Linked DNA regions of Homo sapiens: region 1 is linked to region 2. A link is an interaction called in ENCODE POLR2A ChIA-PET data of the cell type or tissue named here. Cell type or tissue: Panc1. All regions are shown on one strand. Each heading gives the region's core, and the rest is flanking DNA. Links, peaks and the distances in the headings are about the cores only. Region 1 overlaps SIK3 (SIK family kinase 3). Region 2 overlaps SIK3 (SIK family kinase 3).

Region 1 (15,887 bases), core at 4,237-12,236, 66 kb before region 2:
AAAAATGCTGAAATCTTACATTTTAATTGGAGTGTTAGTATAAACTTGTTTCATTTTCCTCTCCATTAAAAATATATATTTCATAGCTCTGTCCCCTCCTCTAAGCAATAATAACCCAGTAGCACTAACGAGCATCCCTGAGGCCCAAATTCTGGTCTTTAAATGCTATTTTCCATTTAAAGAAACCAGAGTTGGCTGGGCACGGTGGCTCACGCCTGTAATCCCAGTGCTCTGGGAGGCTGAGACAAGTGGATCACTTGAGGCCAGGAGTTCAAGACCAGCTTGGCCAACATGGTGAAACCCCGTCTCAACTAAAAATACAAAAATTAGCTGGGCATGGTGGCGTGTGCCTGTAGTCCCAGCTACTCGGGAGGCTGAGGCAGGAGAATCACTTGAACCTGGGAGGCGGAGGCTGCAGTGAGCTGAGTTCACACCACTGCACTCCCGCCTGGGCAACAGAGTGAGACTCTATCTAGAGGGGAGGGGAGGGGAGGGGAGGGGAGGGGAGGGGAAGGGAGAAGAGGGGAGAAGAGAGGAGAGGAGAGGAGAGGAGAGGAGAGGAGAGGAGAGGAGAAGAGAAGGAGAGAAAAAGAAAAGGAAAAGGAAAAGAAGGGGACGGGAGGGGAGGGGAGGGGAGGGGAGGGGAGGGGAGGAGAGGAGAGGAGAGGAGAAGGAGAGAAAAAGAAAAGGAAAATGAAAAGAAGGGGACGGGACGGGAGGGGAGGGGAGGGGAGGAGAGGAGAGGAGAGGAGAGGAGAAGAGAAGGAGAGAAAAAGAAAAGGAAAATGAAAAGAAGGGGACGGGACGGAAGGGGAGGGGAGGGGAGGGGAGGGGAGGGGAGGGGAGGGGAGGGGAGGAGAGGAGAGGGGAGGAGAGGAGAGGAGAGGGGAGGGGAGGAGAGGAGAGGAGAGGAGAGGAGAGGAGAGGAGAGGAGACCAAACCAGAATTCCTAGGAGAAATGTTTGATTCCATGTCTGGTACAGGAAATGTTCAAGATAAGCATAGGACATCTTGCCTAAAAGCAACAAAAATATCAAAGACTATTGAGCTCACATCAAAAGGACACAGGAGTCAGCCTGAAGAGGCTCCAGGCTCCCACTGGCTAAGTGGAATAATTTCAGTTTCAAAAGAAGAATGACTTAATGGACTGAAGCACATAAAATATACTAAAATCCATAATTGCATAATTATGTTACAAAATAGAAAACCAACTTCCTTAGTCTCCACTGGAGATTGCAGAGAACCAATTCATTATTCTAAAAACTGATACATAAGGAAAAGAAAGAATCAAGCATTTATCTTGTCATTACTATAATTTCTAAGTAGTTTATAAGGCAAAGTTCTTTACAGAAGAAGAATAACTCATAAATGTTGAATGAATGAGAGAATTCAAATAATCACCATTTTGCAACTTCTTTTTTGTTTTGTTTTGTTTTTAAGACAAGTCTCACTCTGTCACCCAGGCTGTAGTGCAATGGCGCGGACTCAGCTCACTGCAACCTCCGCCTCCTGGGTTCAAGCAATTCTCCTGCCTCAGCCTCCCAAGTAGCTGGGACTACAGGTGTGCATCACCATGGCTGGTTAATTTTTGTATTTTCAATAAAGACAAGGTTTCACCATGTTGGTCAGGCTGGTCTGAAAATCCTGACCTCGTGATCCACCTGCCTCGGCCTCCCAAAGTGCTGGGATTACAGGTGTGAGCCACCAAGCCCGGCCTTGCAACTTCTAATGAAATAGCTAGGCAACTAAATGACAGGAGTAGATAAAACATTACGTAAAAGACTGATGGGAAACTTTATAAAGGATCAATTTGGTGAACAATAACTATACCTGAAGATTATTCTAAGTATCACTAAAAGTGGGAAAATCAGATATTATACAACTCTTGAAGTGATGCAATAAAAAACTATGGAGCACTCCTGCTTCCCCTCCAAAAACTGAACTAAGCAAATTCCTAAATATAACTTCCACTTTCCAAGAAACACTGAACTACAGGAACATGTTGAATGACACAATAAATATATGATCAGCCAAATTCCAAATGTAGGACATTTTTTAAGACAATCCAGTTTCTTACATAAATAGATAGCATAGAAAAAAAGTAAATGTTTGTAGGGAAGAGATGAGGTTGTCACAGATTATTTAAAAATTTAGATTATAAAAAATTTAGACATTTTTCAACTCAATGGATGTATGGATTTCTTGCATCGTAATTTGTACAAACTATAAGAAGATGTTTTGAAACATCTGCAGAAAGCTAAACATGCCCTGGCTATTACATGATAGTAAGGAATTACTGTCAATGCTGTTGTATGTAAGAATGGCATTGTAGACTTCTGTTTTGATTATGAAAGAACAACTGATATTGAATTTACTTTACCTAACTATAGAAGCTGGGCTGTTTGTAGACACTGGATAATAACAAACACAGGGTTATGATTTTCAGAGAAAGTAAATGTTAATGTAGGAGCCAGGCAAAAATATTCCTTTAAGGTTTTTTTGTTTTTTTTTTTTTTTTGAGACAGAGTCTCACTCTGTCACCCAGGCTGGAGTGCAGTGGTGCGATCTTGGCTCACTGCAACCTCTGCCTCCCATATTCAAGTGATTCTTGTACCTCAGCCTCCCGAGTAGGTGGGACTATAGGCGTGTGTCACCACGCCCAGCTAATTTTTGTATTTTTTAGTAAAGACGGGGTTTCAACATGTTGGCCAGGCTGGTCTTGAACTCCTGATCTCAAGTGATCTGCCCATCTCAGCCTCCCAAAGTGCTGGGATTACAGAAGTGAGCCACCATGCCTGGCCCTTTGGGATTTATATATACTCAATACAGCAAAAATAATTTGATTTGTTCTCTGGGGCTCTTATTTTTATGTCATGGTAGAAATGACTGGATGATCAGACTATAAATGAATGTTTTAGTGTAAAGTGAGGTCAAAGCACAGGTGGCTTCCTCATACATCTTGGCCAGTTACAATATAAATGCTGGTCACAGACCCACCCCCGCCAGCTCCCCTCCTTCATCCATGCATCTCTCCACTTGCACACTCCTGGTGGGGGCATTAAAAAAAAAAAAGGATAAATAAATAAAATAAATGTTAGTCATATCTGATATTAAGAAAACAGAACAAAAAATGAATAATAATAAATGGGAAATTAATTAGGGAAATAAATACAAGTCAATTATTTTGATTCAGAGTGACTAAAGTTCAGTAGCATGGTTACTTGCTTGTTAGGAGACCCTTAGAAAATAGCTAAGTTTTTGTTTGTTTGTTTGTTTGTTTTGTTTTGATTTTTTTGAGACGGAGCCTCGCTCTGTCCCCCAGGCTGGAGTGCAGTGGCGCAATCTCGGCTCACTGCAAGCTCCGCCTCCTGGGTTCAGGCCATTTTCCTGCCTCAGCCTCCCAAGTAGTTGGGACCACAGGTGCCCACCACCATGCTCGGCTAATTTTTTGTATTTTCGGTAGAGACGGGCTTTCACCATGTTAGCCAGGATGGTCTCAATCTCCTGACCTCGTGATCCGCCCGCCTCAGCCTCCCAAAGTGCTGGGATTACAGGCGTGAGCCACCGCGCCTGGCCGAAAATACCTTTTTTAATAATCAAAGGAGTAAATAAACTAGTGGGAAAATGGTAGTTTAGTTGTGAAGACATAAAGGATGCTGCGGATTAAATAAAAACATGTAAAAAAAAAAAAAAAGCCACAACAAACCAGTACATAGTAGTGTTCAAACAAATGTGTTGTATTCTTGAACTTCCAGGCAGTCACAAGATAAAATAACCTATGTGAAACACTTAACACAGTATCTTGTACACAATGGTTATGCAAGTTAGTCTTTCTGATCCTCTGTCCTAATAGTTTTTGAGTGACCTATGGCATAAATGAATGGCTTTGTGAGAAGTTCAGGGTTCCATACATGTTGGCACCATTAAGAAATATTATTTTTAAGACACTGAGAATGTTCATAATAAATCATACACATTTCAACAGACTCCTCTTAAATTAGTAATTTGTTTTAAATGCCCATGAGTTCTGCCTGGTATTCAGGAAATTTTGCTTGATAAAGTGCTGGATTTATGACTTCATGGTCTCAAATAGGAAGTTTGGGGATATATATCTAAAGATATCAGAGTGTGGAAGTTTTAAATTATAAATTTAGTGGTTTACAAAACTAACCAGTTTCTCAATTCTGTTTGTAACATTAAATAAACCCACACTGTCATCACTGCTCCTTCATAATATAAGGCTGAATAGTATGCAAAAATAAACTGGATAAGTCAATTGAATGAGTAGTAAATATTCATGAAATAACCAATTACTGAAGTCTATTTATTACACTGCTTAGAATTCATAATCTTCAATATGTCTTTCTCTATACAGTTACCCAAAAAAGGTGCTTTCCCCATGTCAAAAACTCATTTAACTAAGATGTTATTAAATAACATGCAAATTCCATGCTTGACTTAGTTATATTTCATTATGACACAATGAAATACATTTACTGAGTGCCTACTATATGTTAGACACTACATTAAACAAGGAAGACACAGATGAATAAAACTTAAACGCCATAATCAGCAATCCAGTGATGTTCTTTCATTCACTTAGTATTTTATTCAACTTATCAATAAATATTTATGGAACATGCATTCCCTGTAGGCACTATTTTGAGTATTGAAGATTTGGTAGGAAACAAAAATGACAAAGTCTTTAATGGCACGTAAATTTTATTGACTCAAGACAGTAAAAAAACAAATAAATATATGTCAGTTCATGATAAAAACCAAAAAGAAAAGTAAAGCAAGACAGAGACTACAGAGCAATGGGCCAGTAGGAAGAATGAGATTTTAGACAGCATGGTGAGCAAACACCTCTCTAATGAGATAACATTTGATAAGAGACTGGCAAGAAACAGGAGAGACAGCCATGTGGATATGTAGGAAAAGAGTAATTCAGGAAGAAGAAATGGAATATATGGTCTTAAAGCGGGAGCACAGCGAAGGGTTTAATGAAAAAGAAAGATGCCGATGTGAGGAGGAGAGTGCTAGGAGCTGTGGTGAGAGACAGCAGGAGACCAAATTATATAATCTTATAGGCTATAGTAGGAATTATAAATTTATTCCAAATAGATGGGAAAGCCAACAGAAGTAGCTCAGTGGTAAGGTCCCACTTGAATTTTAAAAGAATCCTTCTAGCTATAATCGGGGGGGAAGTCAGGGCAGATTCAGAGAGACTATTTAAAGGCTACTGCAGTGATCTTAGCAAGACATGATGGTGGCTTAGACCAGATTGGTAGTTATGGAGGTGGTGATAAGTGATTGAATTCAGCATATATAGTCTTCCCTCTCTATCTGTGGGCACCACATTCATGGATTCAATCAAGCCCCTTGGAAAATAGTCAAAGGAAAAAGAAATGGACCAGAGTCTAAATTACCAGTAAAAGACAAACTTAGAAATGAAAAAAAAAATTACTTCAAAAAGTGCTATAGGAGAGGTATGTTCAAAGTGAAGAAAAAAAGGTAATTAGCTATTTGGCAAAATCAGAGCAGAGTTCACAGGGGGAATAACATTTGAGATGGGTCACAAAAGTTAAGGAGGGACAAAGAGGGCAAAGAAGGGCAGCAGGGCTTTTACATCGGGGCCAACACCTCCCATTGATAATCACTTTTCCAACCAACTCCTCTAAGACTAGCAATTCCTTTACAGGCCTCTTGAGGTAAAAAGGGACAATATTCCACCAGGGATTAGGAATTAATGTAACCTCTTCAAGGTCTCCACTAACAATACTACGCCATATGTTTGGGCAGCTGGTATACTCCCTTTCTGCCTCTCTTGCCTTCACATTCATCAAAGACACTCACCGAAACCTAGTTTGTAGTCTATTGCGCCCTCCACTCAAATTCTGCCATCACCTAGGGAATGTGAACATCAATGAGGATAACTTATTTGACAGTTTGCTTCATGGTTCCTTTAGCCTTCTTTCTCTCCGGTGACCTAGAACTCTACCAATGTATAGCAACTATTCCTATGGCCACATCTTGAACTTGTCTTTGCTTGACATTATTTTAACTCTGAAATTCTAAACTTCCCCCTCTCTTATCTTAACCTTCTAAATTAGCACTATCAAATAAAATACAATGTGTGCCATTTATATAATTTCAGATTTTCTTGTAATCACATTTAAAAGTAAAAAAAAAAAGCACTCATTTTGAAAATCAGTAACTTACTTTAACCAAATACATCAAAAGATCATTTCAGAATGTAATCAATAAAAATAATAGCAATGAGATAGGGTACCTTCTTTTTTCATAGTAAGTCTTCAAAATCCACTGTGTATTTTATACTTTATAAGCGTATCACAACTAAAATACTAAGTTGTCTATAGCCAAGGTGTAATGTAGTTTTATCAAAATAAGAGTTGCGTTTAATAGAAAAATATTTTAGACTCTGCAGAGTGAAGAACTTGGCCTTACCCAAAGAGAAGGCCTGGCCTTCCCTTGGCTTCTGGGAAGCAGTCTCTGGGTTCTTGGAATGTTATGTCTGCTCGGAGTGTCTCTGTCTGGGAGCCTTGGGTCATGCCAGAGAGTCTAATAACATGATTTAGGCTGGGATTCGCCACACCCATATAGTCTCAGGGTAGAGGCTGGATATACATTGTTGGCTGCACAACAGCGTGACTTGACGTGTGGGCTTTGGGTCACGAGCATCAGTTGACCGAGACACACAGATCAATCATGTGAGCAATCAATCAATCAATCAATCAGGCTTATGTAAAATAAAAACACTGAACACAGAGGCTGGGCTGAGCTTCCCTGATGGGTACTGCTCTGTACACAATGTAACACATCAATACCAGGAGTGTAACATATCTTGTATCCACATGGAAAGGACAACAAAAGTTCTGCATTTCGTACTTCTCCTGGACTCTGCACTTCCTTCCCTGGCTGATTTTAATCTGTATCCTTTACCTGTATTAAACCAAACCGGGAGTATATTAGCTTTCAGTGAATTTTGTGAATCCTTCTAGCTATTTATCAAACTGAACCGGTTTTGGGAATTTCCTGAACTTGTAGGTGACAGCAGAGTGAGGGGTGATCTTGGAGACTATGCTCTCTTAGTCTGTAGTTGGCTAACTCTCACAGCTGGCCTAAAACTTTTCATAATACCTCAGTTTTTAAATTTAAATGTAAATTAAATTCAAAACTCAGTTCCTCAGGGGCACTAGCTACATTTCTTTTTTCTTTTTTTTTTTTGAGACGGAGTCTCGCTCTGTCCCGTAGGCTGGAGTGCAGTGGCTGGATCTCGACTCACTGCAAGCTCCGCCTCCCGGGTTCACAACATTCTCCTGCCTCAGCCTCCTGAGTAGCTGGGACTACAGGCGTCCGCCACCACACCTGGCTCATTTTTTGTATTTTTAGTAGAGACAGGGTTTCACCATGTTAGCCAGGATGTTCTCAATCTCCTGACCTCGTGATCCGCCCGCCTCAGCCTCCCAAAGTGCTGGGATTACAGGCGTGAGCACAACAGCAACATGTGGACAGTGGCTGTCGTGTTGGGCAGTGTAGTTTTAGACTTTCATCTCTCCAACCTTCATATGCCCAACACACTAACACACTTGCTTTTCAACTTCATCTAGACCTGTAGCTTCATGAATTCTTTTTTTTTTTTTTTTTTTTTTTTAAATAACAGAGAATTTCTCCATGTTGCCCAGGCTGGTTTCAAACTCCTGGGCTCCAGTGATCTGCCTGCCTGGGCCTCCCAAAGTGCTGGGATTAGAGGTATGATCCACCATGCCCAGCCAGCTTTAAAAATTCTTATTTAAGATCAGTCATCCTGGTCTCACTTGCCTTCCCAACCCACTTCAGCCTAAGCCCAAAAGCCCACACTTTAATTACATTATTGCTAGTGGCCTCAAAACCCTTGTCACCTGTTGCCTCTTCATTTGCACATGTCCTGTAAACTCTAAACAGGATCAGTCCAATTGTCTGTCTTATTCAATTTACACACAGGTAATTGAGCATTGGTGGTAGGGGAAAAAAATCACTCAATTCTGTATAATGGAATAACAAGTTAACTGTTTCCTATCTCTAAGGCCTTTAATCAACTTATTTAGCTATTCTTAATTGCCCTCTCTCTCATTCCTCCCTGCAGCTAATTTCACTTTCTCCATGCTGATCCAGGTCTCTACCCTCTCACCCTTAATTCATCTGATAACATAATCTGCTACTCTCAATAGAAAATTATATGAAAAGCATGAAACATCTTTTTCACATTCTTCTACCTAAAAAATTGCCTACACCCACATGCATCCTTTATCTTCTATCCTTCTTCATGTGCAAGGCTAATTTCTTGCAATTATGCTCATCCCTCAGTTCCTCATTGATCTTGCTTTAGAGATTGTTTTCCATATCAATTATTTTCAAACTCATCTTCCCCACTACTGCATCTTCAACCTCAACCTGTAATCAAGTCTCATATTTAAACGAATCAAAATAAAACAAACCCCTCCTTATTTCCTGTCAAGTATCAAGAGGGTCTGAGATCTCACCATTTCTGCAAGCTAATAACTCAACCTGCCACAATTACATGGGTGATGGCAGAAGATAGGAAACCCCTCTGTCAGAGACAAAAGACTTTGTCACTTACGGCACAGCAAGCAGCATGAACATCAACATATTTGCTTCAGTTCCCCAAGCCCTAATTTTCACAGGGCACTGCAAAGGGGACCAGATGACGCCTACACACACAGTCGGGTCCATTATAGGAGAGGAACCCTGAGCTTGGAGCTTAGGGAATCTTTCACACTGGGCAATAAACAGATCTTTGAGCTGTGGAGGGAGATACTATCTCTGTCTTTCAAGGGTGCTCACTATATAAACATCCTTGAGAAAACAGTCTAGAACAAAGGCAGTCAGTGCCTTACTCATGAAACATGAAGAAATGTGAGATATCCGTGGAGAACTCTCTCCCAACAACCTTGCTTCCTGTACAAACTACTGTCTTCTCCCTTCTTTCCTTCAGAGCAATGCTTCTCAAAATAGCACCCAATGCCTCCACTTCTTTAACATCTGTCTCCACCTCTGCCATTTTATTAATATTTCCCTAGCCAGGCCAGGAGCGTTGGCTCACGCCTGTAATCCCAGCACTTTGGGAGGCTGAGGCGGGCAGATCACAAGGTCAGGAGATCAAGACCATCCTGGCTAACATGGTGAAAACCCATCTCTACTAAAAATACAAAAAATTAGCCGGGCATAGTGGCGAGTGCCTGTAGTCCCAGCTACTTGGGAGACTGAGGCAGAATGGTCTGAACCTGGGACGTGGAGCTTGCAGTGAGCCGAGATTGCGCCACTGCACTCCAGCATGGCCACAGAGTGAGACTTCGTCTCAAAAAAATATATATATAATATATAAATTATTATTTATATATAATATATTATATATAAATTATTATTTATATATAATATATTATATACAAATTATTATTTATATACAATATATAATTATTTATATATTTTATATATAATTATTATTTATATATTATATATATATATAAAGTCAGAGAATATGCTACAACATGTCAACATGTTCTAGCAGTCAGAGAAAGGAGGCCCAGCAAAAGATACTAAGAAGGAACAGTCCGAACAATAGAAGAATCAGAAGTTGAACATTTGTGGAAGTCAAAACTAAGAGCTTTAGAAGGAAACAGTCAAGAATTCAGATGCTACAAAGAGGTCAAATGAAGTAAAGACTATCAATTTGCAACCAGAACACCATTTTTTACTTTAGCTAGGGAAATATATATATATATATGTATGTATGTATGTATGTATGTATGTATGTATGTATTTTTTTTTTTTTTGAGACAGAGTCTTGCTCTTTTGTCCAGGCTGGAGTGCAGTGGCACGATCTCGGCTCACTGCAAGTTCCGCCTCCCAGGTTCACGCCATTCTCCTGCCTCAGCCTCCCAAGTAGCTGGGACTACAGGTGCCCACCACCTTGCCCAGCTAATTTTTTGTATTTTTAGTAGAGACGGGGTTTCACCGTGTTAGCCAGGATGGTCTCATCTCCTGACCTCGTGATCTGCCCACCTCAGCCTCCCAAAGTGCTGGGATTACAGGCATGAGCCACCGTGCCTGGCCTCTATTTCTTCTTAAGTCAGTTGTTTCAACAGTTGGTATCTTTCTAGGAATTTGTCCATTTCATCTAAGCTGACTTTTTTTTTTTTTTTGAGACAGGGTCTCACTCTGTTGCCCAGACTGGAGTGCAGTGGTGCAATCATAGCTCACTGCAACCTCCACCTCCTAGGCTCAGGTGATCCTCCCACTTCAGCCTCTCGAGTAGCTGGGACTACAGGTGTGCACCACCATGCATGGCTAATTTTTCTATTTTTTTTTGTAGAGATGGTGTTTCACCATGTTGCCCAGGCTGGTCTTGAACTCCTGAGGTCAAGCAATCCACTCACCTCAGCCCCCCAAAGTGCTAGGATTATAGGCATGAGCCACCAAGCCCAGCTGATTTGTTGATGTATAGTTGTTCATAATATTCCTTTATAATCATTTTTATTTTTTTTTAAGACAGGGTCTTGCTCTGTTGCCCAGGCTGAAATGCATTGGCACAATCATGGCTCACTGCAGCCTTGACATCCTGGGCTCAAGTGATCCTCCTGCCTCAGCCTCCTAAGTAGCTGGGACCACAGGCTCATGCTACCACATCCGGCTAATTTTTTATGTTTAGTAGAAATGAGGTCTCACTATGTTGTCCATGCTGGTACTGAACTCCTGGGCTAAAGCAATCCTCCCACCTCAGCATACCAAAGTGCTGGGATTATAGGCGTGAGTCACCATGCCCAGCCCATTTTTGTTTCTTAAGGGACTGTAGTAATGTTCCTTTCTTTCACTTCTGATTCTAGTCATTTCAGTCTTCTCTTTTTCTCTTCTCTCTCTCGTCAATCTAGCTAAAGATCTGTCAATGTTGTCGATTTTTTCAAAGAACTATCTTTTGGTTTCACTGATATCCTCTATTGTTTTTCTATTCTCTATTTCATAATTTCTGCTATAATCTTTATTTCCTTCTTTCTGCTTGGCTTCAAGACACTAGAAGAGGAAGAACAAACTAAAACTGAAGCAAGCAGAAAGAAGGAAATAACAAATATTATAGCAGAAATTATGAAATAGAGGATAGAAAAACAACCAACTATAATGGAATGAAATTGGAAATCAAGAGTAGGAAACATTCGGGAAATTCACAAATATGTGAAAATTAAACAACACACTAATAAATAAATAATGAAACAAGACATCAAAAGTGAATTCAGAAAATACTTTCAAATGAATGAAAATGAAAATACGGCATACTAAAACTCATGATATGCAGCCAAAGCATGCTTAGAGAGAAATTTATAGCTGTAAAATGCCCACAGTTAGAAAGATCTCGTATCAATAACCTAAGGAGCTATGACTACAGGCGCATGCCACCATGCCCAGCTAAAAGCTAGATTCTTCTAGTGAAGTTTATTTCTCCATATTTACAGTGTTCAGCCTCTAATGTGATTCCTCTGGAACAGGCAGCTTCGGTATGCCTACAGTTAGTTACCTTGGGATCACAGTGTTTTTGCTAGGACTTTCTTCCTCTCATTTACTGACCATACTCAGCCGTTAAACTCCACTAGTTGCTGGCTGATTGCCCTTTTGTTTTGAATAATGCCCTGGGGCACAAATTGGTCTACAAACAATACAATCAAATTCTGGTTCCTTTGAAGAAATAATTTTTGCCATCAGTGTTTTTTTGTTTTATTTTTGTTTTTATTTAAGACAGGGTCTCCCTATGTTGCCTATGCTGACCTCCAACTCCTAGGCTCGAGCCATCCTCCTGCCTGAATAGCTAGAATTACAGGTGTGCACCCAGCCAGTGATTTATTTTCATTCTAATCCCAGAGAAGCTCTTTCTAAATTAATTCATTGGTTCTCCCCCTGCGAACTAGCAAACCTACCATTTGGCCTGTTTCATGAATCTCTTCTCAAATGTCCTTTACCACAACCTCCACTGTTCTTTTTCTTTTTTCTTTTCCCTCTACTGTTCTTGAGAGTACAATCAGGTTTGAACTTCTTCACTCCCTGTTGCAAATGAAGTCAGTTCCTTTGGGAAGAAATTAGGAGCTGTTTTATGGTTTGTTTTTCTCCACAGGTAAAAATCTCAGAGTTAGGGCTCTGGAGCTGGGGTTGGGGACAACAGCAAACTTCTCTGAGTGACGCTCCCACTCTAGGAACTGAGAGTTTGGTGGATGGAGAGCGGGGGAGGACAGCAGCCTGGGGTCCTCTCAGCTTGCCTCTCCTAGCAGCAAAAGACAGTGAAACCACTGTCTTAATACCCAAGGCAAGAGTGATCTGGGTCCTAGTATTCTCGGCATACCTGATCAAGTTCCACAAGTGGGGGCTGAGTAGAAGAAGGGGCCCCCATCTCTTAACTGCACTTCTCCAGGACTCAGCAATAGGCAGCTCGGGGCAGAATGAGAATTGCTGATGTCCAAATCCTCCTGGGAAGAAAGCTGCTATTCAGATGCTGGAGAGAATTGAGGAGAAGTGACAAATAAAAATTACAGGAGACCATTGTTTTCGAATAAACTTCTGCACTAGGCACCAACAGACCAAACTAAATATCAAAATGGAGTCACTCATGCTAAAGTTCCAAAGCGAAAACTAGGTTGTTATCTGACCTGAGAAATCAGGAGAAAGAGATAACAGCCAATTTCCCAAACAGCCCAGTCTAAAATCTTTAACTGGCACAATGATGAAGTTCCCTCTGCTTTAATCCTTACTAAAAAAGGTAGCCCGAAGTAACCTGATGTTAACTGGTTAATTTTCTATTGTTCTGTTTAAAAGTAACCAATACACTGTTCAGACTTCTTAAGCCCTTCTGTCCATAAGCCAAACTCTTCTGCTCAACTTACTGGAACACTTATTCTATGAAATGAAATGTTGTCCGATTCTAGAATCGCAAATAAAGCCAACTGGGATCATCAAACTAAACTTGCAATTTTGTCTTTTGACAGAAGGAAGCCCTGCGTTCTTGGCTGCAGTAGCCTGGACGGGAATTTCCACCTTGCTGACCAGACTTTGTTTCTTACCGAATTTGCACAGATGTTCTTGAATAATGTTCCTTCATTTTCTGCTTACTCTTAGGACGATTTCCAGAGACTTTAAATGACTGGGTTTTGTTTTCTTTAATAGTTTTCACTTGTTTCAGCAAGCAAGGCAGGTCAGCAGAGCTCCTCACACCTTGACGGCAGAAGTTGATCTCTCTCTCACATGAAGGCGTAAGGAAGCACTGTGCTAGAGCTCTATATATGCGATCTCATTTAATCTTCACAACTATAATACAAATATTCTAGATCTTACCTTATACAGACCTGGAACCTGTGCACCAGAATCATCTAGTAATTTGCTCTAAGTAAAAGGGCAAATAGGTGACAGAGATCTGATTCAAACCTAGGTCTAAATACATCCAAAGCCCAGGTTTTCTTGACTAAGCCCCTTTCATCTTTTTTACACAGACATTTTTAAAAATCAGAGCTCATGAGACAGTTCTATCCCTGTGCAGTCTCAATAATTTCTTTAGGTAATACACTATTTTCTTCCACATCTGGATCTTTTATAATAATATTACTTAATAGTATCAATAATAACATTTCAAATTCTATTGTTATATATTACATAATATGTGTTACAATATATAATTATAGGTTGGTGCAAAAGTAATTGCGGTTTTTGCCATTACTTTCAATGACAAAAGCCACAATTACTTTTTCACCAACCTAAAATATTTTGTTTTTAAAATAACATTATCAGAAGTGGTATTCTGTTTGTTCATCCCTTGAGGTACATTCACATGAAGTCCAGGACCAAGAAACGGATCTCTCTAATACTGCTTCCTGCTGGGTGCAGTAGCTCATGCCTATAATCCCAACACTTTGGGAGGCCAAGGCAGGAGGATTGCTACAGCCCAGGAGTTCACAACCAGCCTGGGCAACATAATGAGACCTAATCGCTATAAAAATTTAAAAATTAGCCTGGCATGGTGGTGTATACCTACAGTCCCAGCTACTCAGGAAGCTAAGGCAGGAGGATTACTTGAGCCCAGGAAGCTGGGGGTGCACTGAGCTGTGATCCCGTTACTGCACTTCACCTGGTCAACAGAGCCAAGACCCTAGCTCAAAAAAGAATAAATAAATAAATAAATAAATAAATAAATAAATAAATAAATAAAATCTGCTTTCTTAAAGAGTAAGGTAGATTGATGTGCCCTGTGTTTGGGTCTTTTTTTATTACAAACATTAAGATGACATGATCTTTTTTCTCCCCAAATTACCATTGTTTCCCCACCAATAAATGTCGTTCTATGAAATAAAATACCTAACAGGCAGCTCAAGGATTTGGGAGATGTTTGACTTTTTATAGAATAAAACTTGTAAAAAGGTATCTTCCAGCCTGAACAATATAGTGAGACCCCCGTCTCTACTAAAAATTTAAAAATTAGCCAGGTATGCTAGTGCACAGCTATAGTATCAGCTACTCAGATGGCTGAGGCAGGAGGATCACTTGAGCCCAGGAGTTCGAGGCTGCAGTGAGCTAGGATTGCACCACTGCATTCCAGCCAGGGCAGCAGAGCAATACCTTGTCCAAAGAAAAAACCTTATCTAGATAATGAAAGTTTTCTATTTGCCTTTGTATACATTTGTGATCTTAATTAAGGCAGGTTTATCATAACATGTGCCTGGAATGTCAGACCATAGTATAGTCTCCCAATAACATGACTGCTATTTCTCTCTCTCCAAATATTCTCTCTTGTGCTTTCATTTTCTGGTTCATAAATTTCCATATAACCATGCCCTCCAGGAAGATTTCCCTGATCTCCAAGAGTTAACCAAACTGCCATCTGCACTACTGTTCTCTACTATACAGAGTTTTACAGTTTCCATTCTCATCTTCAAAGTAATATGTTGATTTCCCTGTCTGTTTTCCACCAGATTTCTCCACGGAAAGGAAAACCAGTGTCTTAATTGAGTCAGCATCTCCAAGGCACATGATTGGCATATAATTATCATACATAGTGAAGGCCTACTATACCTTCTTGACAAACAATGCTATCCTTCAAATCTTGTAATGCTTTCATTTCTTTAAAATAAAGTATCCCCTCCCATACTATATTGAGTATAAATTTCTATCACCATTAGCTTTGACATTAACTAATCACATATACAAAGCCAATTAAATATAAAATTAAGAAATAATGATACCTCTTTTAAAAAGGACTAGCACTTACCCTAAAGATACTTTGACACACAAAAAAACACTAGATCGCTAGGGAAACTTTAAAAACACAAACACACACACACACACATCCATGCAGCCACAACTGACTAGTCATTAATAAGAAGATTCATTTTAAAAGTGATTCTATGCTTTTAAATACATTTTATCGTGCAGGAAGGAGCAAATGTTTAAAATAAAAATTAAAAAATTTTAAACTAGCAAGTGTTCATATTGATAAATTTTTTTTAAAATGAGGAAATTAGACAAATAAAGTATATAAAGAAACTTTTCTCTGTAGTTAGTTGCCAAAAGAAAAAATAAAAGACACATCAATTTAGATTTGGAAGTTTACCCTTTAACTCTACTTGGCTCCATTTATCACTGTTAGAAAAAAAATCGTTTTGTCAGTTTTTAGCATCTTAAAAATCAGATTTGTCAGTAACAAAGTCTCTTGCTTATTTCTGACATTGTGCTAAAGCTAAGTGTGAGAGGAAAATATAGCTACTGAAGGCAGAACCCCCAAAATTACAAGAATTACTGAGGGGAACTGTGAACACATGGTAAATAATATAGTTACATGTTAT
Region 2 (15,887 bases), core at 3,399-11,398:
GTGATGGTGCACACCTGTGGTCCCAGCTACTCAGGAGGATGAGGTGGGAGGATTGCTTGAGCCCAGAAGGTCGAGGCTGCAGTAAGCCAAGATTGTGCCACTGCACTCCAGCCTGGGTGACAAAGTGAGACCCTGTCTCCAAAACAAAAAAAAAGAACAACGTTATTTAGACTATCCAAACAGGGACCCTGAAAATACTTGGGTAAGTGCATTTTGCTAATCAATTCTGACAAAAGATAATGGGGTGGAGGAAATAACATAGAGGCACTATTATTAAGACCTGACTCATTACTTTCCTTCAAATCTTACAAGGGAACAACCACAGAGTCACAGGAATACTTCTTCCCACCTGTCAATAACTTTACTCCAACCAACTCTTGTAAGATTCCTACCTCTTCTCCTCATCCCACCTTTGGCCAACTCTAGTCCAATTCCTGCTGGGCAATAAGAAAGGAAACAAGGTTAAAGCCTATGGGAAAACAAAGAGGTCCCAAAACCAAAGCTTTCTAATTAAAGCTTAATGTCGCATGATGTGAGCAATGAAAGGCATGTTAGATAAATCTAGTACGGCTACCTCAATTTAATTGGGAAGGAAATGGTAAATGTTGCCTAGTCTCATACAGCTAGTTAAGGGCACAGCCAGGCAGGATTAGAACTTAAAACCCCTATCTCCTAATCCAGTGTTTTTCCTACTATATCATTGAGATCAGTTTTTAAAAGACTGTATCAATGAACTCTTCTCCTTTTTTACTATATAATACTCAGAATATAAAAACAAAATGTGGGCTGGGCATGGTGGCTCACACCTGTAATCCCAGCACTTTGGGAGGCTGAGGCGGGCAGATCACCTGAGGTCAGGAGTTCGAGACCAGCCTGGCCAACCCAGGAGGTGAAGGCTGCAGTGAGCCGAGATCGCACCACTGCACTCTAGCCTGGTGACAGAGCGAGACCCCGTCTCAGAAAAAAAAAAAAAAAAAAAAAAAAAGATAAAAAAGATCTTCACAAACATTTTTAAATGGTAAAAGGAAAGCATGGAGGTGGGAGGTGTTTTTGCAAATACAGGACTATAAAGATCCCTGCAAGAGCCAGAACCTAAACGTTTCTTAGAAACAGAACAGTGACTGGTTCACTGGGTCAGTAACCTTCAGACTCAGTAGAGATCAATGCACAGATTTTGAAGTCAGGCTCTCTTGGGTTTGAATCCAGTCATGTCATTTAATAACTCTGGAACTTCAGGTATAACCACTCTCTTAATTTACTTATCTCTAAAATGGGATAATAACATCTGATTCATAGAATGAGAGTAATAAAAATCTTACTTCTATTACTATCTTTTGCTGCTTTTGATAATATAAAGTATCACAAACCCAAAGGACATAATAGTTATATAAGCAGCAAGTCAAAATGACCCCAGGAAAGATGCTTCAGCAGAAAGAGGCAGGATATCCAGCATGTTAAACACTCCATTCAAGCAAAGGAAGACGAAGGCTGATCTACTGAAACTGACACCACTGCAGTTATTAGTGAACAGAAGAATCTCCACTGTAGGGCTAAAGTGAGGTGCTGGGAGAATGACCAAGAATACAGGAAGGAAGAATCATGATGCCACAGTAAAGGGAGGGAAGGGAAGGAAGGGGAACAGAAAGCAGAGGCCAACAAATAGTGTTCCTTGCTCAAACTAAACAGTTCTATACTTTCATTTAGAGTTAACTACTAATAATTAAAAAGAAAAAAGCAGAGAACAAATGAGTTTGAATACACAGCCTTCCCCTGGTCTTTGGCACAGCAGGGTTAAGCATTCCTAAAGATCATATAGTCTAAAATGGAATATCACAAAGACCTCTACCACAATACATTGAAATTGATTAAGTGAAAGGAAAGAAGGCTGCTCAATGGATGTTTCCTTATGGGCTATGTAGCTTTGATCAAGAGGGGCAGAGATTCCATATCTACCCAACAGCAGAATGCAGGTAAGCTCAATGTCCAAGTGTTGTGATCAGGCTTGGGCCAGGATTTATTCAAAGTCTCTCCAAAATACTCCACTTGGAGACTACTCAAAACAAAGGATCCTTCTATTAAACAAGGAAGGGGTATGAGGAGTGAAAGTGCGAGGTGGTGAGGGAGATCAGAAACTTAAGCTGCTGCACACTGCGGCTCACACCTGTATTCCCAGCACTTTGGGAGGCAGAGGCGGGAGGAACCCTTTAGCCTAGGAGTTGCAAACCCAAACAAACAACACAGTGAGACCCTATCTCTGTGTTTAAAAAAAAAAGAAAGAAAGAAAGAAAAAAAAGATCTTCACAAACAATTTTAAATGGTAAAAGGAAAGCATGGGGGTAGGAGGTGTTTTTGCAAATCTAGGTATTTAGCTCAGGCTGTCTAAACTCACTTACCTAAGGATGGGATAACAAAAATGCACACTGGCCATGCTGCTCTATTTTTCTCCCATAATGAAAATAGTAACTTTCACAGGAAAGCCCTTGGCCCAGATTAATCTTGTTATTAAATACTATTAATACACTTACCATAAAGGAAAATAAAGTGATTTGAAAATGATCCTAGCAAAGCCACCAATAACAGAGCAGCCAAATTAATCCAGGAATTGCAGACTTAAGCCTCAAAACTGGATTATCACCCTCAATTCACTACTATCCCATGGTGTTCCCTTTGGACATGCTCGTGCTTACAGCAACAGTTTTATATTGAAAATAAAAGGATCGGCTGGGCACAGTGGCTCACGCCTGTAATCTCAGCACTTCGGGAGGCCGAGGCAGGTAGATCACCTGACGTCAGGAGATTGAGACCAGCCTGGCCAACACAGTGAAACCCTGTCTCTACTAAAAATATAAAAATTATCCGGGCTGGGTGGTGAGCACCTGTAATCCCAGCTACTTGGGAGGCTGATGTGAGACAATCGCTTGAACCTGGGAGGCAGAGGTTGCAGTGAGCGAAGATCACGCCACTGCACTCCAGCCTGGGTGAGAGAGCAAGACTCTGTCTCAAAACAAACAAACAAACAAAAAAGGATCAAAACAATATTTTGGTGAACTAAATAAAACCAGTTTGCTTTCTTGTCACCAAAAGGACTCTCTTTCCCACTCCTCACCAATTCAAAGCAACACACCTGTACTCATGATAGAGGTGAAGGAAGGGAGAGGAGGGGTGAGCACACAGGTGTACATGTGCCAATGCACACTCAATCACAAGCGTTTGTGTTATGTGTGTTGGGGGATCCTATACTCCATTTTATCTTTATAGCTGCCCCCTCAGGGACTCACAATTAATGTTATGGAGTGTCATACTAACTTTTAGATTTAGATAATTTTTTTCTAGAAATTTGACATTAGATGAACTGTAAGAGTTCAGAATATGAGCTCACCCTTCTGTCAAGTTGTTCAATCTTCCTCATTAAAAAATGCACTGCCACCCAGGTGTGCTGGCTCATGCCTGTAATCCCAACACTTTGGGAGGCTGAGGCGAGTAGATCACCTGAGGTCAGGAGTTCGAGACCAGCCTGGCCAACATGGTGAAACCCCATCTCTACTAAAAATACAAAAATTAGCTGGGCATAGTGATGTAATCCCAGCTACTCAGGAGGCTGAGGCAGGAGAATCGCTTGAACCCGGGTAGCAGAAGCTGCAGTAAACTGAGATCGCACCATGGCACTTCAGCCTGGGCAACAGAGAGAGACTCCATCTCAAAAAAAAAAAAAAAAAAAAAAAAAAAAAATTGGGAAGGAGTTAGACATATCAAAAGTCTAACTGAAGAAAAAGCCTAAAATTAACCATAAAATTTGGGTTCATTCCAAAACAAGTAGGCAATTTTGCCCTAAAGCCTAAATAATTGCCAAAGGAAAATAAACTAACATTTATATGCTATGCTAAGCACTTTCATCTGATTTAATCCCCACAAGAACCCCAATAGATGGGTAATATTATTCCATTTCATAGCTGGGGAACCTGTGGCTTGGAAAAATTAAGTAACTTGCTCATTAAGCTAAAATTTGAACCTAGGACTTCCTGACTCCAAACCCTATATACTCTTTCTATTATAACCTTGCAAACTCACAAGTTTGTTAACATAAAGGCAAAAGAGAAAAGTCAAAACTCCTAAACTACAAAAATATCAACTCGAATTCTGCATGGAGAAAAGTCAAACCCTCAATTCAATTAAGGACACAGGGTACTATATGTATATTTGATTAAAAGCTTTCTCTGCAGAAAATGAACTCTGGTTTCTTTTTAAAAATATTAATCTCAAACTCCAGAATTACCTCAAAATCCTTTTGGAAATGGGCTTAATTCTACGCAGTTAAGACAGAAAATAAGGAAGGCATTTGAAAAATGTTTGGTTAAATAATGAATAATCAAATCCAGCACAGAGTTATGGCTTCTGAATCAGAAAACTAAATTGCAAATAGCCTTGCATTTGGTAAAATTACTTTCCTGAAGCCTGTTGTGAGTCTGCAATTCTACCAAAAGTACAGAAACTAACCCAGAAATAAATTATTAAAAATTAGACTAATTAAAATAGGAAAACATAGATAACAGTTGGTGATTTTAAGAAACTATGATGTAGCCAGGTGCGGTGGCTCACACCTCTAATTCCAGCACTTTGGGAGGCCGAGGCAGGTGGATCACCTGAAGTCAGGAGATCAAGACCAGCCTGACCAACATGGCGAAACCCCATCTCTACTAAAAGTACAAAAATCAGCCAGGTGTAGTGGTGTGCGCCTGTAATCCCAGCTACTTGGGGGGCTGAGGCAGGAGATCACTTGAACCCAGGAGGCAGAGGTTGCAGTGAGCGAGATTGTACCACTGCACTCCAGCCTGGGCGACAGAGTGAGACACTGTCTCAAAAAAAAAAAAAAAAAAATCTATGATGCAGGGCCAGGCATGATAGCTCATGCCTGTAATCCCAGCACTTTGGGAGGCCAAGGAGGGAAGATTGCTTGAGCCCAGGAGTTCGAGACCAGCCTGGGCAACAAAGCAAGACCCTGTCTCTACAAAAAATGAAAAACTTAGCCTAAAGTGAGGCACTGGGAATGGTGGCACGCACCTGTGCTCTCAGCTACTCAGGAAGCTGATGCAGGAGTATCACTTGAGCCCAGGAGGTTGAGGCTGCAGTTAGCAATGACAGCACTGCTGCACTCCAGCCTGGGTGACAAAGCAGGTCTCAAAAAAAAAAACAAAAAACAAAACAGAGAAACTCTGACGCAAAAGTCAAGATTTATTGTTTAAAATATAACCAATTCATAAATACCATAAAAGGCACAATTACTTTATAGGCCACCAATCAAAGTACACTATTATTATAGCATTCTCTAATGTATCAAATCAATATAAAACCTTTAAGAGATTCCCTACTTAATGATTAGTGAATCTTTATCACCTTCCTGAAAATTTTCTGAGTCTAAATTTTTAACCAACTAAATATTCAACTACTCCTCAAAAACATTTCTTTCAGATGCTTTGTTTTAATGCTGATAAGGTACTATTCTTGTTTACTGCCCAACTTCTAGATTAACACTTACCAATCCCACAAAACCTTATCAACCTCCAAAGCCTACATTTTGAAGATGCATCTGGAAAAAAATATCTAAAAATTTAAAAATAACACTAACGACAACATCTATTACCAGTTCATCCCCAAAGAAGCTGATTCTGGCTGCATGGAGAAAAGGGTCACATGATCATCAAGGGGACGGTGGGAAGTGGCTTCTTCCTGGGAAGCCCAGTACCCAAAAAGCCTCTCCCAGACAGGCTTCCCCTCTTCCTTATTCACAATGGGCCCTCCTTCATGAAGATGAGAGAGGGAAGGAAAGAAAGGGCAGCAAATTAAGGCTCCAATGCATTCAGAATTTACTCTTTCCCATTCTCCCATTCCAAATACCTATAGCACTTTCAGCATGAGTAATGAAGGTTTTAGAGATTCTTCTCTGCAAAACAATGGGTGGGGTGGGCAGAAAAGTGTGACTTCCCCAGTCCTGGAATAAAAGCTGTGACAGGTATCCCCCATGTGGAGAGCACCGATAAGCCAGGGAGGACTAGGATGCTGTGTTCTCATGGGTATTGGGGGTGACCAGTACAAGGCCTGCTGAGGGTACTCAAATCTGACTTTCCTTTTTTCTGTGCCTAAACCACCTACATCACCAGGGTTGTGTCAGTTTACTGTGGGACTCTTCTCTGCTGGCTTATCAGGCTGTATGGCCACCATGCTCCCAGTCCCTGCCACCATGGCCTTGGTCCTCTTTAATTTTTCCTTTAAGTATTTAAGTGCTATTTCCTGGGGAGGAAGGTCAAAGTAAATAACCCCACTTCATTAAAATGACTGAGTCTTAATTAAAGCGACTCAGTCCACCAAAAAATAATTTTTTAAAGAAAAAAATATATGTAAATAACATATGTATAAATGTACATATACATATACTTTAGATTGAGAAATGTCAGAGACAAAATGTAGGCCAGGCACGGTGGCTCATACCTGTAATCCCAGCACTTTGGAAGGCCGAGGTGGCTGGGTCACTGGAGCTCTGAAGTTCGAGACCAGCCTGGCCAACATGGACAGATCCTGTCTCTCCAAAAGCTACAAAAATCAGCTGGGTGTGATGGCGCATGCCTGTAGTCCCAGCTACTCAGGAGGCTGACGTGGGAGGATCGCTTGAGCATGGGAGGCAGAGGTTGCAGTGAGCCAAGATTGCGCCACTGCACTACAGCCTGGGGGACAGCGTGAGACCCTGTCTCAAACAAAAACGAAAATAATCACCCTCCTCCTGAAAAAAGGAAATTATAAATTTTAAAAGAAGAAAAAAGAGATGAAATCTGCAATCTCCACACTCCTTTTTTTTTCCCCCTGTAAACAGAAGCTGCAAACTTTCTGCATTAAGGATGCTGATGTGCTGCAAATAGATTAGTCAAGCTAAACCACAGCGGAGTGAGAAGGGGTAATAAAAAGAAAGGCAGAAAGGGACTGTCTGAGCACGTACATATGAGTATGAGTGTATTACGATTACATTCTTAATTCCAAGAGATGATTTGGGATGAGTCATTGTTTTGTACCAACAACAGTAAAATTTCTGTCCATTGTTACACATAACAGAGAGTGGATTCTGAGTGGTTATTTTCTACAGAAATTAAACGGAAATTTTTTTTTTTACCCCGAACCAGAAATTCTGTTGAGATTGGTGAGATTTACAAAGAATTCAGTACCATTTATCAGCCATGTGTTAGTACTGAGAGAAGCTGTTTGGGATTTACTGAGGATTCACATAAAAAATTCTGCAAGGTATAGCTGAACAACTACCACAAAATAAGGTTTCTGGCCAGGCATGGTGACTCACGCCTATACTCCCTTGGGAGCTTGGGGAGCTGAGGCAGAAGGACTGCTTGAGACCAGGAGTTCAAGACCAGCCTGGACAACACAGCAAGACCCCATCTTTTAATTTTTTTTAATTAGGCATGGTGGCAGTACCTGTAGTCCCAACGACTGTGGCACTCCAGCCTACGCAATAGAGAGAAAGAGACTCCAACTCTTAAAAAATAAATACATAAAGTTTCCTGCTTGGCGGTCTGGCTATCAATACAAGCCCAATCTGGTTATCCCCTAAACACTTTTTATTTTCAGAAACAGGATCTCACTCTATCACTGACTGGAGTGCAATGACATGATCACAGCTCACTGCAGCCTTCATCTCCCAAGCTCAAGTGATCCTCCCAGCCTCCCAAGTAGCTGGGACTACACGCATGTACCCCCACACCTGGCTAATTATTTTTATTTCTTTGTAGAGGCAGGGTCTCCCTATGTTGCAGGCTGGTCTCGAATTCCCGGACTCAAGCAATTCTCTCATCTCAGCCTTCCAAAGTGTTGGGATTATAGGCATGAGCCACCATGCCCAGTCCTCAAATACTTTTTAGAAAAGTTTTTTTAATGTTTTCAATGATGCCAGGCAGCACCATTATATTGGAGCATAGAGGGCATCCTAAAGCCAATGGCCCCTGCTTGGCTTACAGAAGAACTAGAATCTTCATTACACCATCATACTTGTAACTGTTAACTTTTCCAAAGCTGTATTTGACCTTATGTTTGAAGAAGGCTTTCCATACTTTAACTTCAGACTACTTTTTCATCATCTTCTAATGCTAAACTGATTCATCTTCTGTCCCTAAAAATGACCTGTACTTTGCTATTTCCGTATCCTTGCTTACACTGCTCTGTCCACAATTCCCTCTTTCCCATTTTTCTCCATACATAGAAACAATCCTTCTCACTGCTCAATCCTAGCTCACCCTGGTAGCCTTCCTTCTTTGACTACCTCAGTCAACAAAAGGTTCTCTGTCCATCCTCACAATCTCTATAATAGTAATTGTCCAGATCTCTCAATTGGGCACTTAGGGAAACAAAACAACAAATACTATATTTTCACTGACTCATAATATATTGAAATTCTTAGGGTTTTTTTTTTTGCCATTACTGCTTTTTTTTTTTTTTTTTTTTGAGACAGAGTCTCGCTCTGTTGCCCAGGCTGGAGTGCAGCGGCGTGATCTCGGCTCACTGCAAGCTCTGCCTCCCGGGTTCACACCATTATCCTGCCTCAGCCTCCCGAGTAGCTGGGACTACAAGCGCCCGCCATTTGCCATTACTTTTAATGGCAAAAACCACAATTACTTTTACACTAACCTACAGAAGAGCCCTTAAAAGTTATTAGAATAGTAGGTACCCAACTTTTTAATCACCAAAGATAGTTTCTGTTATTTAATACCTTCCCCCTACTCCTACCACTCTTTGGTTTCTAAGTTAAAGTCAGAAGGCCATGTTATTTAAAACTTTGTATAAGGTCAGGCACAGTGGCTCACGCCTGTAATCCCACCACTTTGGGAGGCCAAAGTGGGCAAATCACCTGAGGTCAGGAGCTCGAGACCAGCCTGGCCAACATGGTGAAACCTCGTCTCCACTAAAAGTACAAAAAATCACCAGGGCATGGTGCCACACGCCTATAATCCTAGATAGGCTGGGACCCACTTGAACCCAGGAGGCAGGGGTTGCAGTGAGCCAAGCCTGTGCCACTGCACTCTAGCCTGGGCGTCAAGAGTGAAACTCCATTTCAAAAAAACATAAAAAAACTTTGTATACCAAACTGGGATTATCAATAAACGAAGTGTATTTTTTTGAAAAACTAAGTTAAAACTTTTATTGTAAATCAAAGCTGTTAAACTCAGTTCTCACACAGAAAGGACACACGACTCCAGTTAAAAGCAAAGATATTTTATTTTTTGGTTAACCTGTGTGGCATCACCATGGCTAAAAATGTATACTTTTAGCTTTAAAAAAAAAATGCTTCCAGTGCTATCTACTCAGACCCCTTATCAATCTGAGGAACCAAAATCAAGAACTACATACTTAAGCCAATCCCTTATTTTACTGATAAAACTGAGACCCAGAGAAGGAAAGGAGATTTCTAAAATCACAAAGGTGGTGTCACAGCCAGGTCCCCAAAAGGACATGGATATAAGTCTCCAGATTCTGAGGGGGGGGGGGGGAGGGTGTGTGTGTGTGTGTGTGTGTGTGTGTGTGTGTGTTTTATTTCTTTTTTTCTTTTCTTTTTTTTTTTTTTTTTTTTTTGAGACAGGATGGTCTTGCTCTGTCACCCAGTCTGGAGTGCAGTGTTGTACTCACGGCTCACTGCAGCCTCAACCTCCTGGGCTCAAGTGATCCTCCCACCTCAGCCTCCCAAAATGCTGGGATTACAGGCATCAGCCACCAGGCCCAGTCCAGTCAGTGTTCTTTCTATTACATCGTGCTGATGCCAAGGGCCTTACTTACACAAACAGAATGTTGATTATTTTAGGGCAGGAACCAAGTCTTACATCTCTTAGTATCTACCACTGACTCTTCTACATAGCTGAAGTCACAATAAATATTTGTTTACTAATTACATATAATCAACTAATACCTAGTTATCTAATAATTTTAGCCCTTAAGAAATCTAAATGTGAAAGGCAAAGCAATAAAACTTTTAGAAGATAATATTAGAGATTATCTTTATGACTTTATGTCATAACTCACAGAAAGCACTAATCATACAGAAAAAAAGATTAAATTTCATTACAACATTAAAATTAAGAATTTATTTATCAAAAGACACAACTAACAGGGAAAAGACAAGCTACAGAGGGGAAAAAAGATATCTGTAACAAGTACAATAAAAAAAAGGGGGGCTCATCTCCAAAATATAGAGGGAACTACCGGCCAGGTATTTCCTCAACAATTTATTAACAAATAAGATTTGTATATATTCAAGGCATACACCATGATGTTTTGATAGATGTATACATTATGCAATGATTACCATAACCTAACCAATTAACATGAAGAACATTCTTTTCATTTTATTTTTTAAATTAAAACGATTTTTAAGTGGGTAGTTCACACCTGGAATCTCTCACTTTAGGAGGCCGAGGCAGGTGAATGGCTTGAGCCTAGGAGTTTGAGACCAGCCTGGGCAACATGGCAAGACCCTGTTTCTACTAAAAATATGAAAATTAGCCGATCACGATAGTGTGCACCTTTAGTCCCAGCTACTCAGGAGGCTGAGGCAGGAGGATCACTTGAGCCCAGGAAGTTGAGGCTGTAGCAAGCTGTGATCACGCCACTGCACTCCAGCCTGGGCAAAAGAGCAAGGCCCTGTCTCCAAAATACACAAAAGTTTTTAATTTAAAAAAAATTTTTTTAAGAACTACCACAAGTCAATAAAAGACAAATAACCCAAAAGAAAAATGTGCAAAAGACTTGAATATCACAGCTAATAAACTCATGAAAAGGTGCTCCTATTGTTAACCAGAGAAATGCAAACTAAAACCACAATGAGATACCACTATATTCCTACTACATTAGGAATTTTTAATTTAATTATTTAAATTTTAAAATTTTAAATTTAGAAGTTGACAACAGCAAGTGTTAGAGAAGATCTGAAGAAATGGGAACTCACCTATACTGCTGGTGAGTACCTTAAACTGCTATAACCACTTTATTTATTTATTTTTATTTTTTATTTTTGGAGACAGAGTCTCGCTCTGTCACCCAGGCTGGAGTACAGTGGCACGATCTTGGCTCACTGCAACCTCCACCTCCTGGGTTCAAGCAATTCTCCTGCCTCAGCCTCTGGAGTAGCTGGGATTACAGACATACAACCCCATGTCCAGCTAATTTTTTTTTTTTTGAGACGTTGTTTCACTCTTATTGCCCAGGCTGGAGTACAATGGCACAATCTCAGCTCACTGCAACCTCCGCCTCCTGGGTTCAAGTGATTCTCCTGCCTCAGCCTCCCAAACTAATTACAGGCATGTGCCACCATGCCCAGCTAATTTTGTACTTTTAGTAGAAACGGGGTTTCACCATGTTGGCCAGGCTGGTCTCGAACTCCTGACCTCAGGTGATCCGCCCACCTCAGCCTCCCAAAGTGCTGGGATTACAAGCGTGAGCCACCGTGCCCAGCCTACAACCACTTTAGAAAAATGTTTGACAGGCTGGTCCTATGGTAGTGGGTTATCAGAACTTATTAACTTTAGTGTCACTAAAGTTGGTATACAACCCCCCATTGCTAAATTTGACTGGCTTTTAAAAAAGAAAAAAGTTGGGCAGTAGCTAATAAACTGAAGATAAAGAAATCCTGGCTAGGCATCATGGTTCACATCTGTAATCCCAACACTTTGGGAGGCCAAGGCAGATAGATCACTTGAGGCCAGGAGTTCAAGGCAAGCCTGGCCAATGTAATGAAACCCCGTCTTTACAAAAAATACAAAAATTAGCCTAGTGTAATGGTGTATGCCTGTAATCCCAGCTACTCAGGAGGCTGAGGCAGGAGAATCGCTCGAACCCAGGAGGCGGCCCTTGCAGTGAGCCGCGATCACGCCACTGCACTCTAGCCTGGGCGACAGAGAGAGACTCTGCGAAAAAAAAAGGAAGGAAGGAAGGAGGGAGGGAGGGAGGGAGGGAAGGAGAGGGAGGGAGAGAGGGAGGGAGGGAAGGAAGGAAGGAAGGAAGGAAGGAAGGAAGGAAGGAAGGAAGGAAGGAATCCCATGACCTATCTATTTTTGGGTATATCCCCAACACAAATATGTGCTGAGATGTGCCAGAATAAACACATAAGAAAGTTCTTGAGCTAAGCACAGTGGTTCATGACTGTAATCCCAGCTAATTGGGAGGCTGAGGCAGCAGGATAATCTGACACCAGGAGTTCAAGACCAGCCTGAGCAAAACAGCAAGACCCTGTCTCCGAAAAAATTGTTTTAATTTAAAAAATAAAATAATGTTCTTTATGTTAATTAGTTAGGTTATGGTAATCACTGCATAATGTATATATCTATCAAGACATCATGGCGTATACCTTGAATATACACAAATTTTGTTAACTGTACGTCAATAAAGCTGGGAGGGTGAGGAAATGTTCTCAGCTGCAAATTCATAGTATCCCCAAACAGGAAAACACCCACAAATGTCCACCAACAATAGAATGAAGAAATAGTGGCATATTCATGCAGTGGAATACTATACAGCAATGAAAAAGAACAAACTACTGCTACACATAATAGAGAAAAATATAAAACAGGATGTAAGAAGCTGATACAACAGAATACATATTGTGTAATGCCAATTATATAACGCTAAAAACTAGGCAAACTATATTGTTTAAAGATGCTTGTTTAGGAAGTAAATCAATAAAGAAAAGCAAAGAATTAGCTGAGTGCAATGGCACGTGCCTATAGTCCCAGCTACTTGGAAGGCTGAGGTGGGAGAATCACTTCAGGCCAGGAGGCCAAGGCTGCAGTAAGCCATAATCATGCCACTGCACTCCAGGGTGACAGAGCAAGATTCTGTCTCTAAAAAAATAATAATAAATAAGAAGAAGAAAAAGAAGTGAATATCAAAAAGTTAGCATGTTGATTGGACACAGCACACAAAAAGCTGGCTCCTAGGCATGCTAAAAATGTTCTATTTCTTGATCTGTGTGTTGTATATAGGAGTATTTATAACAGCTCATTAAGCTGTGTATTTTATTATACACTTTTCAGTATACCTCTTTTCTTTCAAAACAAAAAGGTTTTTGAAAGTGCTAAGCACAGGCCTAGTACATAGTAAACATTCAATAAAACAAATGTTTTTTTAAGGCAAGATACTATCAAATTGGTGTAACACACATTGAAAGAATCAAAGTACCTGTGAGTATGAAGAAGTCACACATGAAGTAAAAGTCATTTACTCCTGATTAGGTCATCATTCTAGTAGAAAAAAAACTGGTTATACAACTCCTTTGCACCTAAAGGAGGTAGGATCTACAAATCCTATAAATGAGAAAGGTCGTATGGATTTCAATTAGCTACTTGGAATTGAACAAATTAATCTCTATAAATCTCAGTTTCCTCATCTGTCTGAGAAAATACCTGTCTAGATAGCTTATCATGAGGTTCAAATTAAACAATATTTGTAAAAACACTTTATGAATGGCAAAGTACCAAATGTATAGCATTATTAATATACTATTACATGACATGATTTTAGATATAAATAAATCGAGCATGAGAGGAAATACCATAGAACATGAAAATACGAACACTTCATATCCTGCTTTTCATTTAGGATTTGGAAAACACGATGTCCCTAAATTGGTATAAAATCTTCGGGGGTAATATGAGAACAGAGGAAACCCCAGATAATGTGAAAATTGAGTAACAGCTTGGGGGGAAACCCGCAGCTGATATCTCAACACAGTTGTCCCTCGGTATACTGGGGGACTGGTTCCAGGAAGGACCCCTGAGTACACCAAATTACACACACACTCAAGTCCTGCAGTCCCCCGAGGAACCTGCATATACAAAAAGTTGGCCCTCTGTACAGACAGGTTTCACATCCTGCAGATACCACTGTTTTGATCAGCATTGGGATGAAAACAAATCCACATATAAGTGGATTGTTTTAAAAAGAAAAAACGCAGCTCAAACCTGTGTTGTGCAGGGGTCAGCTCTACAACAGCATTCACTAATTCTGACCAAATGACAGTTCCAAAAGAGAACTCCACCCTTAAAATACTGTTGACTTCATCCTAAACTGGATTATCTTTGATGGCAGGAACTAATCTAAATCATCTTCATGAGATGCTTTAGGTGTAACACAAATGGAACAGGAAGGAAAGAGCTCCAAACCAGCCTAATTAACTGCAGTCCACAGCAAGTGGGCAAATGTTGCTGGGAAGGAGGCAAGAAGAAGAAATGCTATGGCCAGAACACTCAGAAAATGGCAACTCTAAACAAGACTGAATTATTGTATCATTGTTTTTATTTTATTTTATTTATTTTTTTTTTTTGAAACAGTTTCACTCCGTCACCCAGTCTGGAGTACAGTAGTGCATCTCAACTCACTGAAACCTCCACCTCCTGTGTTCAAGTGATTCTCCTGCCTCAGCCTCCTGAGTAGCTGGAATTACAGGCGCCTGCCACCATGCCCGGCTAATTTTTGTATTTTTAGTAGAGAAGGGGTTTCACCATGCTGGCCAGGCTGGTCTTGAACTCCTGACCTTAGGTGATCCACCCGCCTTGGCCTCCCAAAGTGCTGGGATTACAGGGTGAGCCACTGCACCTGGCTTTTATTGTAACTTTTTTTTTTCCCTTAGAGACAGAGTCTTACTCTGTGGCCCAGGCTGGAGTGCAGTGGCATGATCTCAGCTCACTGCAACCTCCACCTCCCGGGTTCTAGCAATTCTCCTGCCTCAGCCTCCCAAGTAGCTGGGACTACAGGTGCACACCGCCACACCTGGCTAATTTTTCATATTTTAGTGGAGACAAGGTTTCACCGTGTTGCCCAGGCTGGTCTCGAACTCCTGAGCTCAGGCAATCCACCCACCTCAGCCTCCCAAAGTGCCAGGATTACAGGGTGAGCCACCGCACACGGTCTTTATTGTAACTTTATTTTTTTCAATTGTAACATTTTAAAGGAAATGTATATATCACAGAATTTCAGAAAGGGAATGGACACCAATACAAGTACTAATTTTACAAATGAAGAAATGTGAAGCCTCAAGAGTAGAACTGACCTACTGGTTACAGTAAGTAGCTGTTTTATGAGTAAATAATTACTAAGTAAATTTTAAAAGTAAAAGTCTTGTAATAAACAGTCACGGCTCATTAACAAAGCTCCATAAAAACTGAAATCTCCTCATCTCCTGCCAATATTTAAACTTGGCAGTCAACCCCTTCTTTTTTTTTTTTGAGACAGAGTCTCGCTGTTTCCCAGGCTGGGATGCAGTGGCGTGATCTTGACTCACTGCAACCTCTGCCTCCCGGGTTCACGTGATTCTCCTGCCTCAGCCTCCTGAGTAGCTGGGACTACAGGCGCGTGCCACCACGCCCGGCTAATTTTTGTATTTTTTAGTACAGACGGGATTTCACCGTGAATCCAGGAGGCGGAGGTTTCAGTGAGTTTAGATACACCACTGTACTTCAGATTGGTCAACAGAGAGAGACTCCGTTTAAAAAAAAAGAAAAAAAGGAAGAGAAAAGGAAAGCAAATAAAACAGTTTATTGATACTATTGAGCCATAAGGAGCTACACTATTTGTACTTGAAAGATAACAGCCATTCAAAGCTGTACCTTCCCCAAAGAAAAGCCCCACCTCAACCACATCAACTGCTACTAGCTAAATAAAAACATACAACCTTCCAAACCCGGGGTTTGACGAATGAGCCAGATGAAACTACACATTCATTTGCTCGAAAAAGTAAGTGTAACAGCCAACTCAGCCGTTTATCAGAAGGCACAGGCCCTTGAGAAGAGCATCATGGGTCGCGGTGATATTTGTATGTGTATATGTGCATATATATATACACATACATATATCTC

The links. ChIA-PET counts read pairs that join two places held together with the same protein. Peaks named below come from ENCODE experiments on the same cell type or tissue, not always from the same donor. Only the 100,000 strongest peaks of a DNase experiment are listed, where the experiment ranks them.
Region 1: POLR2A ChIA-PET joins it to region 2 with 14 read pairs; 6 of 35 experiments call an interaction of 5 or more read pairs at or near these places.

Annotation. Positions count from the first base shown.
Region 1 is chr11:116,937,730-116,953,616 of GRCh38, forward strand. The region is part of intron 3 of SIK3 (SIK family kinase 3); the gene reads right to left. Among named protein-coding and RNA genes, the nearest start is that of APOA1, 110 kb to the left of the region's middle. RefSeq lists a silencer at 10,760-10,819. In Panc1, for the core only: no CTCF peak of the experiment used is centred there; no DNase peak of the experiment used is centred there.
Region 2 is chr11:117,004,377-117,020,263 of GRCh38, forward strand. The region is part of intron 1 of SIK3 (SIK family kinase 3); the gene reads right to left. It also overlaps the pseudogene RNY4P6. Among named protein-coding and RNA genes, the nearest start is that of SIK3, 86 kb to the right of the region's middle. RefSeq lists an enhancer at 6,463-7,115. In Panc1, for the core only: no CTCF peak of the experiment used is centred there; a DNase peak (open chromatin) is centred at 7,005.